2 separate regions of the Homo sapiens genome follow, and region 2 is linked to region 1. A link is an interaction called in ENCODE POLR2A ChIA-PET data of the cell type or tissue named here. Cell type or tissue: PC-3. All regions are shown on one strand. Each heading gives the region's core, and the rest is flanking DNA. Links, peaks and the distances in the headings are about the cores only. Region 1 overlaps DSTYK (dual serine/threonine and tyrosine protein kinase). Region 2 overlaps RASSF5 (Ras association domain family member 5).

Region 1 (4,391 bases), core at 246-4,245:
TCCTGGGTTCAAGTGATTCTCCTGCCTCAGCTTCCTGAGTAGCTGGGATTACAAGGCATGTGCCACCATGCCCAGCTAATTTTTGTATTTTTTGGTAGAGATGGGTTTTGCCATGTTAGCAAGGCTGGTCTTGAACTCCTAACCTCAGGTGATCTGCCTGCCCCAGCCTCCCAAAGTGCTGGGATTATAGGCGTGAGCCACCATGCCTGGCCCAATACTGTTTTTAAGAGACCAGCTGACTTTATTTGCTCATAGGTGTAAATTCATTATTAAAGAAATGAATTTTGGAAGTCAGGCACAGTGGCTCATGCCTGTAATCCCAGCACTCTGGGAGGTTGAGGTGGGCAGATTGCTTGAGGCCAGGAGTTCGGGACCAGCCTGGCCAACATGGCCAAAACCAGTCTCTATTAAAAATACAAAAATTAGGCTGGGCAAGGTGGCTCACACCTGTAATCCCAGCACTTTGGGAGGCCGAGGCAGGTGGATCACGAAGTCAGGAGTTCAAGATCAGCTTGGCCAATATGGTGAAACCCTGTCTCTACTAAAAATACAAAAATTAGCTGAGTGTGGTGGCACAAGCCTGTAGTCCCAGCTACTCAGGAGGCTGAGGCAGAAGAATCACTTGAACCCAGAAGGAGGAGGTTGCAGTGAGCTGAGATCATGCCATTGTACTCCAGAATGGGTGACAGAGTGAGACTCCGTCTCCAAAAAAAAAAAAAAAAAAAATTAGCTGGGCATGGTGGCATATGCCTGTAGTCTCAGCTACTTGGGAGGCTGAGGAATGAGAATCACTTGAACCTGGGAGGTGGAGGTTGCAGTGAGCTGAGATCACACCACTGCACTCTAGCCTGGGCAACAGAGTGAGATACTGTCCAAAAAAAAAATTACTTAATTAATTAATTAAAAAAAGGGATTTCAGGCTTTATTTTTAATTTTTTTTTTTTTTTTGAGACGGAGTTTCACTCTTGTTGCCCAGGCTGGAGTGCAATGGCACATCTTGGCTCACTGCAACCTCCGCCTCCCAGGTTCAAGCGATTCTCCTGCCTCAGCGTCTCGAGTAGCTGGGATTACAGGCATGCGCCACCACGCCGGGCTAATTTTGTTTTTTTAGTAGAGATGGGGTTTCTCCATGTTGGTCAGGCTGGTCTCAAACTCCCAACCTCAGGTGATCCACTCACCTTGGTCTCCCAAAGTGCGGGGATTACAGGCACCAGCCACCGTGCCCTGCCATGGATTTCGGGCTTTCTAATGGTAGAGTATGGCCTGATATATTGGCACCCACAAAGAAGCTGCCCTTTTTTTTTTTTTTTCTGAGACAGAGTCTCGCTCTGTTGCCCAGGCTGGAGTGCAGTGGCGCAATCTTGGCTCATGCAAGCTCCGCCTCCCAGGTTCACGCCATTCTCCTGCCTCAGCCTCCCATGTTGCTGGGACTACAGGCGCACGCCCGGCAATTTTTTTGTATTTTTAGTGGAGTCAGGGTTTCACCATGTTATCCAGGATGGTCTCGATCTCCTGACCTCGTGATCCGCCTGCCTCAGCCTCCCAAAGTGCTGGGATTACAGGCGTGAGCCACCGTGCCCGCCAGAAGCTGCCTATTCCTAAATATACCTTGTACTAAACAAAAATGGATAGAAAACAGGTATCATGCTCTGTCTTCTCCCTTCCCCAGTTGACCAACATGTGCAGTTGGTCTCACTGCTCTGAGTATCATGATTGTCAGAAGATAGGCAAAGAGCTGCTGGCAGAGACCCTGGCAGCAGTACGAATTAGGCTGGAATGTGATATGCGATTCTGCAATACTCAGTGAAGGGATGACTCATGCTTGACGGTTATAAACAAAAAAGGACGCCAACACTGTTTCCTGGAGACAGGGAGTGAAAAAATAAAAATTAATATAAAGAGGATGAGCCAGAGCTGTTATGGGCCTTAGTATGGCCACCTGAGAGGGAAGTCTGACCTCAGACTGTTTCATGGATGGCTATATACCTTCTTAGCACCTAGAACAGTGCCTGGCACTTAGTAAGCATCCAATAAATAAACATGGAATGAATTAATGAAGAAATGATGCTCAAAGCCACTTTCAATCGGCATATGTAAAATCTTCTATCTTTCAACTCCCATCCCACACATTTTATCCCACACATTTATCTGAAATTGCATTTGCCTCTACTCCAAGAATAAAGCAATGAGTAAGCATTTTGCTCCTAACTCAATCAAGTAAAAAGAATCTCAAGGAATCATGACAATAACCCATAATTCCTATATTGAGTCATAGTGAATTCCTAAAGAGATTTCTCTTGTAGAACGCATTCTGCATAAATCTGTGGAGTTTACAGAAGTTGATCTGTTACCACCCATTTTCTCGGCATGATTAAGAAATGCAATAGAGGCTGGGTGCAGTGATTCACGCCTGTAATCCCAGCATTTAGGGAGGCCGAGACAGGCAGATCACCTGAGGTTGGGAGTTCAAGACCAGCCTGATCAACATGGAGAAACCCCATCTCTGCTGAAAACACAAAATTAGCCGGGGTGGTGGCGTATGCCTGTAATTCCAGCTACTCGGGAGGCTGAGGCAGGAGAATTGCTTGAGCCCAGGAGGCGGAGGTTGCGGTGAGCCGAGATCATGCCATAGCACTCCAGCCTGGGCAACAAGAGTGAAACTCCCTCTTAAAAAAAAAAAAAAAAAAAAAAAAAAAAAAAAAGAAATGCAATAGAAAGGAGCTTGCTACTCTACAAACACCAGAATATACTTCTTTGGTTTTGTTTTGGGTATAAAGTGTAAAATGACACTATTTTATTTATTTTTAAATTTTTTGTAGAGACAAAATCTCACTAAGTTGCCCAGGCTGGTCTTAAAACTCCTGAGCTCAAGCGATCCTCCTGCCTCAGCCTCCCAAAGTGCTAGGATTATAGGCATGTGCCACTGTGCCCAGCCAGTGACGCTATTTTAAATGCCAAGAAGTAATCACTCAATCACTGACGAAGGCTGACCCCTTCCTAAGAATACTGACTCTTATAGGTGAAGAATCCTTACTCTGTAGCTCATGGCACATTACTAAAACTCTATTATAACAAAGGATGATTATACTAACTGATAATTCAAACAGAAAACAGTGGCCTGGCACAGTGTCTCACGCCTGTAATCCTGGCACTTTGGAAGGCTGAGGCTGGAAGATCCCCTTGAGCCCAGGAGTTCGAGACCAGCCTGGGCAATATGGCGAGACTCCATCTCTACAAAAAATAAAACAAATTAGCCGGGTATGGTGACACCCACCTATAGTCCCAGCTACTCAGGAGGCTGAGGCAGGAAGATCCCTTGAGCCTAGGAAGTTGAGGTTACAGTGAGCCGTGATCACGTCACTGCACTCTAGCCTGAACAACAGAGTGAGACCCTATTTCTAAAATATAAACAAACATACAAACAAAAAGCCAGAAAACAGTTATGTACGCAGGCTAAAGTTGGTAGGTAGCAGATGTCTTTGCTTTCTCTAGAGTTCTGAAGCCTCAGGTTCACACACAACTATATATTAGTAATTGTCCTGCCCTTGGACAGCCTTGACCTCTATCCTTGTCCCCATATTCTAGCTACTTTACTTCCAATTCTCCTCTCGTGACATTCTCATGGGGCATTTGAAAGGTTTCTCCTGTTTGTTTTCACACAGGGCTGATTCTTTTTCATTTCTAAATAGTTCCCTGAACCATCACTCTTAAATATTAATTACATATTAAGTAAAATACCTCCCTATTTTTGTTATTGTATAGAAAATACCTTGACTTGGCTGGGTGTGGTGGCTCATGCCTGTAATCCCAGCACTTTGGGAGGCCAAGGCGGGTGAATCACTTAAGGTCAGGAGTTTGAGACCAGCCTGGCCAACATACTGAAACCTTATCTCTACTAAAAATACAAAAATTAGCCAGGCATGGTGGCAGGCACCTGTAATCCCAGTTACTCAGGAGGCTGAGGCAGGAGAATCGCTTGAACCCAGGAGGCGGAGGTTGCAGTGAGCCAAGATCGTGCCACTGCGCTCCAGCCTGGGAGACAGAGCGAGACTTCATCTCAAAAAAAAAAAAAGAAAAAGAAAATACCTTGACTCTTTTTGGTACATATACTTTCCAAGGGGGAGCTGCAACCAAACAGGCTATAACATGTTTCTAGGTTATAACATGCCTCAAAGAAACTGGGATCAATGTGAAGGCAAACCAGAGTTTTATCCCAGTAGTCAACATTGAATGGATACAAGCTCATCTCCCTACCTAGTAAAAGCATCAGTGTGTAACTCAGGCCAGATATAAGACTTAGAAAAAACAGAATCACAGTCATAGCCCTCAGTAGCCATAGAAAGCATGAGACAATCATGCTAAAAGTAGAAGAATATTTATAATCCCAAACA
Region 2 (4,391 bases), core at 276-4,275, 1.3 Mb after region 1:
AAGGCTCCTGGGACATTGGCATTGATTCTTTCTGTAGCAGAGAAAGGTCTTCATTTCAGGCCTCTCAGAAATCATCCTGTGTTGTTCTGGCGGCTTCTGTATTTATTTACCTTGGGCACTTGGAAGGTATTTGCGCACCCAGCAGCACTGAGTGTGTAGCGTGTGTTTTCCTTGATTTAGCCCCGTGTTTGGCTTTAGAGTTTAAGAAAATGAAGCACAGAAATGGAAATTTTGTTGTTAAAGATTGTGAGAATCCCCCACTCCCAAGCCCTCTCCTACCCCTGGCTCTAACTGGGATCTTCTTCTTGGGCAAGGTCCTGTTGGAGGATGTGTGCGTTAGGGGCCAGGGAAAGGACCTGGAATGCTTTCAAAGAGGCCTTCTGAGCTTCCCACGCTGCAGCCCGTTTTTCCTCTCCTCCCTGCTTCCTGTCTTATCAAAAGATGAAAGTGAAAGGATTAAATGTGCGCTTAATTTTCCCCACTATTCATCAGAGCATGAAATTTTCTGATTATGGAGTGTGGGGGGCTTGAATCCCAGGTACAGTCAAAAATGATTAATGCCACTTGTCTGCCAGCCTAATTAGACTTGGTAATGAACGTGTGTGTTTGCCTGCTGATCCTGCGGAGTTATTAGGTGGAAGTGAATTGACATCTCCCCGCAGCACTGAGGGTTTGGTCTGATATCCTCTCTCTTCTCCCCAATTCTACCGGCGAGCCAGCCTGTGCCAAGCCTGGCAGGTAGTCCCTGAGTGACAAAGAAAAGACAGCCCCCAGCCCAGTCCCAAGGGCCCTGCCTCGGTGGGAGAGTGAATTTATCCTGTCAGGGAGCTACCTCCTGTGAAGTGTGAGCAGGTCAGGGGCCAGAGGCTCAGGGGAAGCTGCCGCAAGGCCGAACCCAGGTCTGAGAATGGGCATAAGAAGAATTCTTTGCATGTCAGTAGTGCCTTTTCTCTGAAGAGCCCAAAGTGTTTTCATGCCCGCTGCTACATTCATGCTCAAAATAGTTTCATGAGGTCAGAATACAGGGATACAGGGATGCTTAGCTCAGCTGAAAGGGAATTACCTGGCCAGGAGTCACCTGCTGGCTTTGCCAGGGACAGTGGTAAAGTTAGAACCTCTCGGGCGGGCCTCATTCTGACAGGTCTTCAAGGCTTTGGTGCTGTCTCAGGCCCTCAAGCCATTTCCCCCGCTTTGGGCTTCAGAGTCAGCACCTCTGTGTGAGAGGCTGCTACCTGAGGTGGGATGGCCATGGGTGGGTCCCAGCTCCTGCACCCCAGTGTTCTCCCACAGGGTTCTCTCTGGCTCCCACACCCACCCCTCATTCCTCAGTTTCCCCATGGAGGGCAGCTGCTGGCATTCTTGCTCTGCCCAGGCTTACTATGAAGGCTGCTGAGGAACCTGTAAACACATCTCTGGCCTCACCAGAGGCCCTTCCTGTTCGCATTCCTCAGATGGCAAGGTGAGTATTCTTGGGTGGGTGAGTATTTGTGGGTGTGCAAAGCATGCAAGCTCCCCACCCCCAGCCCTTCTGAGGGAACCATGTTCCTGGGGCTCAGTCAGCACCAGCTGGTATGATTTCCTTCTCACAAGCTTGCAGACCTGGGTCTGTGCTGGTGGCAGGATGCTTTCTGCCTCCCTGCAGGGTCTCGCTCTGTCTCTGCTGACTCTGGGCACCTGCCCCTCCCGCAGGGCTCTGTTCTGACTCTCCATGGCTGGGTGGGGAAGGGCTGGCGGCAGCTGGGAAGGCCGGGCCTGACTGGGGAGATGGTTTTGCATTTAGTCATTTTCAGTTTTTTTCCAAGACTTTTGGCAAGCCTTTCTCCACATGTTCCGGGCTGGATCTCAGGGTCGGAAGGGGAACAGAGCCAGTTTTGGGGCTTAGGGGAAACAGCGAGGAGGCTGAGGTGATGACGTTAGACCAGGCAGAAGGCTGGGTTCCCTGGGGGCACTGGTTTAAGTGGAATAAAGTCGGGGCTTGGGAGCAGTCATGGGTTGCCCCACCCCAAGGTCAAGACTATCTTGACTCACACCTGGGGAAGTGACTTTTGAGTTTTTTCTGAAGCACTCATAACTATGCTGAGGAGACTTGGGCAGAGCCTGGTAGACCCCAAGAACTCTCCATGGTGTGGTCTTTGGCTGAAGTGGCCCACAAGGCCATGCCGGGCCTGTTCTAGCATGCCTGTGGTTCCTAGAGTACACAAAGGTTTGTGAGAGATGTACCCATTGGGAAATCTTTGAGGTTTGATTCTCTTTTTTTACCCTTTTTGGAGAGGAAGGAGGAAGGGCAGTGGGGTCCCTCCTGGCATCATAGCATGTGTCCAGCCTCCCAGGGGAGAATGCCCCACTTTGGCTGAGGAGTCTGGTGACCCCTGGGAATTGTAGCAGGTTCTAGATTTTCTTTCGGATTTTCCTACCTATAACTACTGCCCTGGCCCCATTTGAGGGCATGGGGCAGAGGGATCGGGGGGAATGCAAGATGTGCATGCTGAGGGTCTATAAGAGGGGTGGTGTTGGAAAGAGTAGTCTGTTCATTTTTGTGTGGCACTGAGCAGGTGAGTGGATGGCTGAGTATGACACTTACCTGTGACAGGTTTATTCTTCAGTGGAGGGCCTATGTGCCACCTTCTGCTCCCCATTCCTGTTTTTTGAACAAACATATTTCCAGGGTGGGGCAGGTCTTATTTAGACATCTGCAATGGCCATTGGCTGGGGCTGCTAGAAAATTAAAACTTGGCTTACATAGACCTTTAAGAAATCAGACTCCAGGTTCATGAAAGTCAGGCCAAAAAGAAGAGTGATGTTCTTATTTTTTTAAAATCCTTTTATGTTTTGTTTCTACTGGATGCTAGAGCTGGAAAAGAATTATCATTGTGTTTGCTGAAGATACAAGCTGGCATTCTGTGAACCTGCTAGGATGAGTATATTCACATGGAATAGGAAGAGTTGAGAATGGCAAAGAAACTGTGGGAGCAGAAATAACTTTTGTTGCACTTGGCTATCACTAAGGCCGTTTGATGTGCACTGCCTCTGTCAGGATTGCAATTCTGTTTCGTCGGTAGAACTGATGTAATCAGGGCCATCTCATAGATGAGGAAACACAGCATTCAGGGAAGTCAAATGACTTCGCTAAGATAACCCAGATCATTAATAGCAAAGCCAGCACCAGAACCCAGCATGGCATTTTGCCTTAGGCTAATATCATTGATCACGCAAGTTAGTTGAGTTTACTTATCCATCTGCTGCCCTTCTGCTGGTGAATGCTGAAATGTCCAAAAAAGGAGGTACAGGAAAAAAAGGGAGGTGAGCCCTATACAAGCTAGAGAATCAGCCAGGGCTGGGTAATTGAGAGTTGGCTCCACTTAAGCCAATTTTCAACAATCAGTTTCTAAATTGATTGTCACCATGTGCAAATCATGAGATCTTTAGAAAAAGGGTGAAGTTTTTCCAAATCCTAAGATGAAAGAAATAAGTGTGTCTCTCCCCGCTCCCACCTCACCCCGTAGGTGTTCAGGGTGTGTAGGGGGTGGGCCTGGAAATGCAGGTGGAGGATCTTTTTCTGTTCCAGTCCTCCTTCTTGCCATGGCCCAGCTCTCAGAGTTCATGACACAGCACTAGTCAGGAACCAAAGTGAAATTAACAGACTGGATCCTAGAGGGGACAGCTAGGGTGAAGAAGACATGGATAGGGACTGGACAATAATCTGAAGCTGCCTAATGGACCTCTGGCTCTAATCTCAGGCAGTGATGTGGCCCCATGAGAAAAAATACATCTGGGGAAACCTCCCACCCCCAAGCCAGCTCTGACTCTCTATATTTCTCCAGGTTCATCTCTTATTTGGGAACAGGTACCATTGCTTACTTTTCTTGCTGATTTGCAGGAGGCTGTTTTTTCTATCCAAGTTGAATGGAAGTTGGAGACTTGGTGGTCTCTGCTGAAAGAATTATGTGGATTATTTTTTGCATCTGAAGAAAGTATTAACCTCCCCCACCTCAAACAAAACCTCAGAGATGCCTTATTATTCAACTGGAACAGATTCCAGCTGTAACATGAGAGTTTTGAGAGAAAGCGTTGAGCATATTGTCCATGAATGTCTACCCTAGTGATGAGTGTTTTTTAAAAGCCATCTGGAGGTACCTTTATATAAAATAGGGTGATAATATATTGTACCCCAGCAAGTAAGATGGTGAAGGTTGTTGCTTCAAATTATGCTGGGCCATGGCTGAACTTGCCTCCAGCATGGAGGTCATTGAGTCATTGCTTAGATGTCAGAGACAGCAAGAGGTCATTGCAGGCATTTCCCTGTCTCTAGGTAGTGCTCCTCCCAGACCATCATTACAGTAGAAAAATCTATCTAGTTTTCCAAAGGTCAGGAATGAAGATCCTAGAGCTTC

What was found. Peaks named below come from ENCODE experiments on the same cell type or tissue, not always from the same donor. Only the 100,000 strongest peaks of a DNase experiment are listed, where the experiment ranks them.
Region 2: POLR2A ChIA-PET joins it to region 1 with 11 read pairs; 1 of 35 experiments calls an interaction of 5 or more read pairs at or near these places.

What each region holds. Positions count from the first base shown.
Region 1 is chr1:205,173,808-205,178,198 of GRCh38, forward strand. All of the region lies in intron 2 of DSTYK (dual serine/threonine and tyrosine protein kinase), which reads right to left. Among named protein-coding and RNA genes, the nearest start is that of DSTYK, 36 kb to the right of the region's middle. RefSeq lists an enhancer at 892-1,393. In PC-3, for the core only: no CTCF peak of the experiment used is centred there; DNase peaks (open chromatin) are centred at 1,804 and 2,324; H3K27ac peaks cover 2,304 bases.
Region 2 is chr1:206,511,907-206,516,297 of GRCh38, forward strand. The region is part of intron 1 of RASSF5 (Ras association domain family member 5); the gene reads left to right. Among named protein-coding and RNA genes, the nearest start is that of RASSF5, 6.6 kb to the left of the region's middle. In PC-3, for the core only: no CTCF peak of the experiment used is centred there; DNase peaks (open chromatin) are centred at 1,485 and 1,855; H3K4me3 peaks cover 1,347 bases; H3K27ac peaks cover 1,932 bases.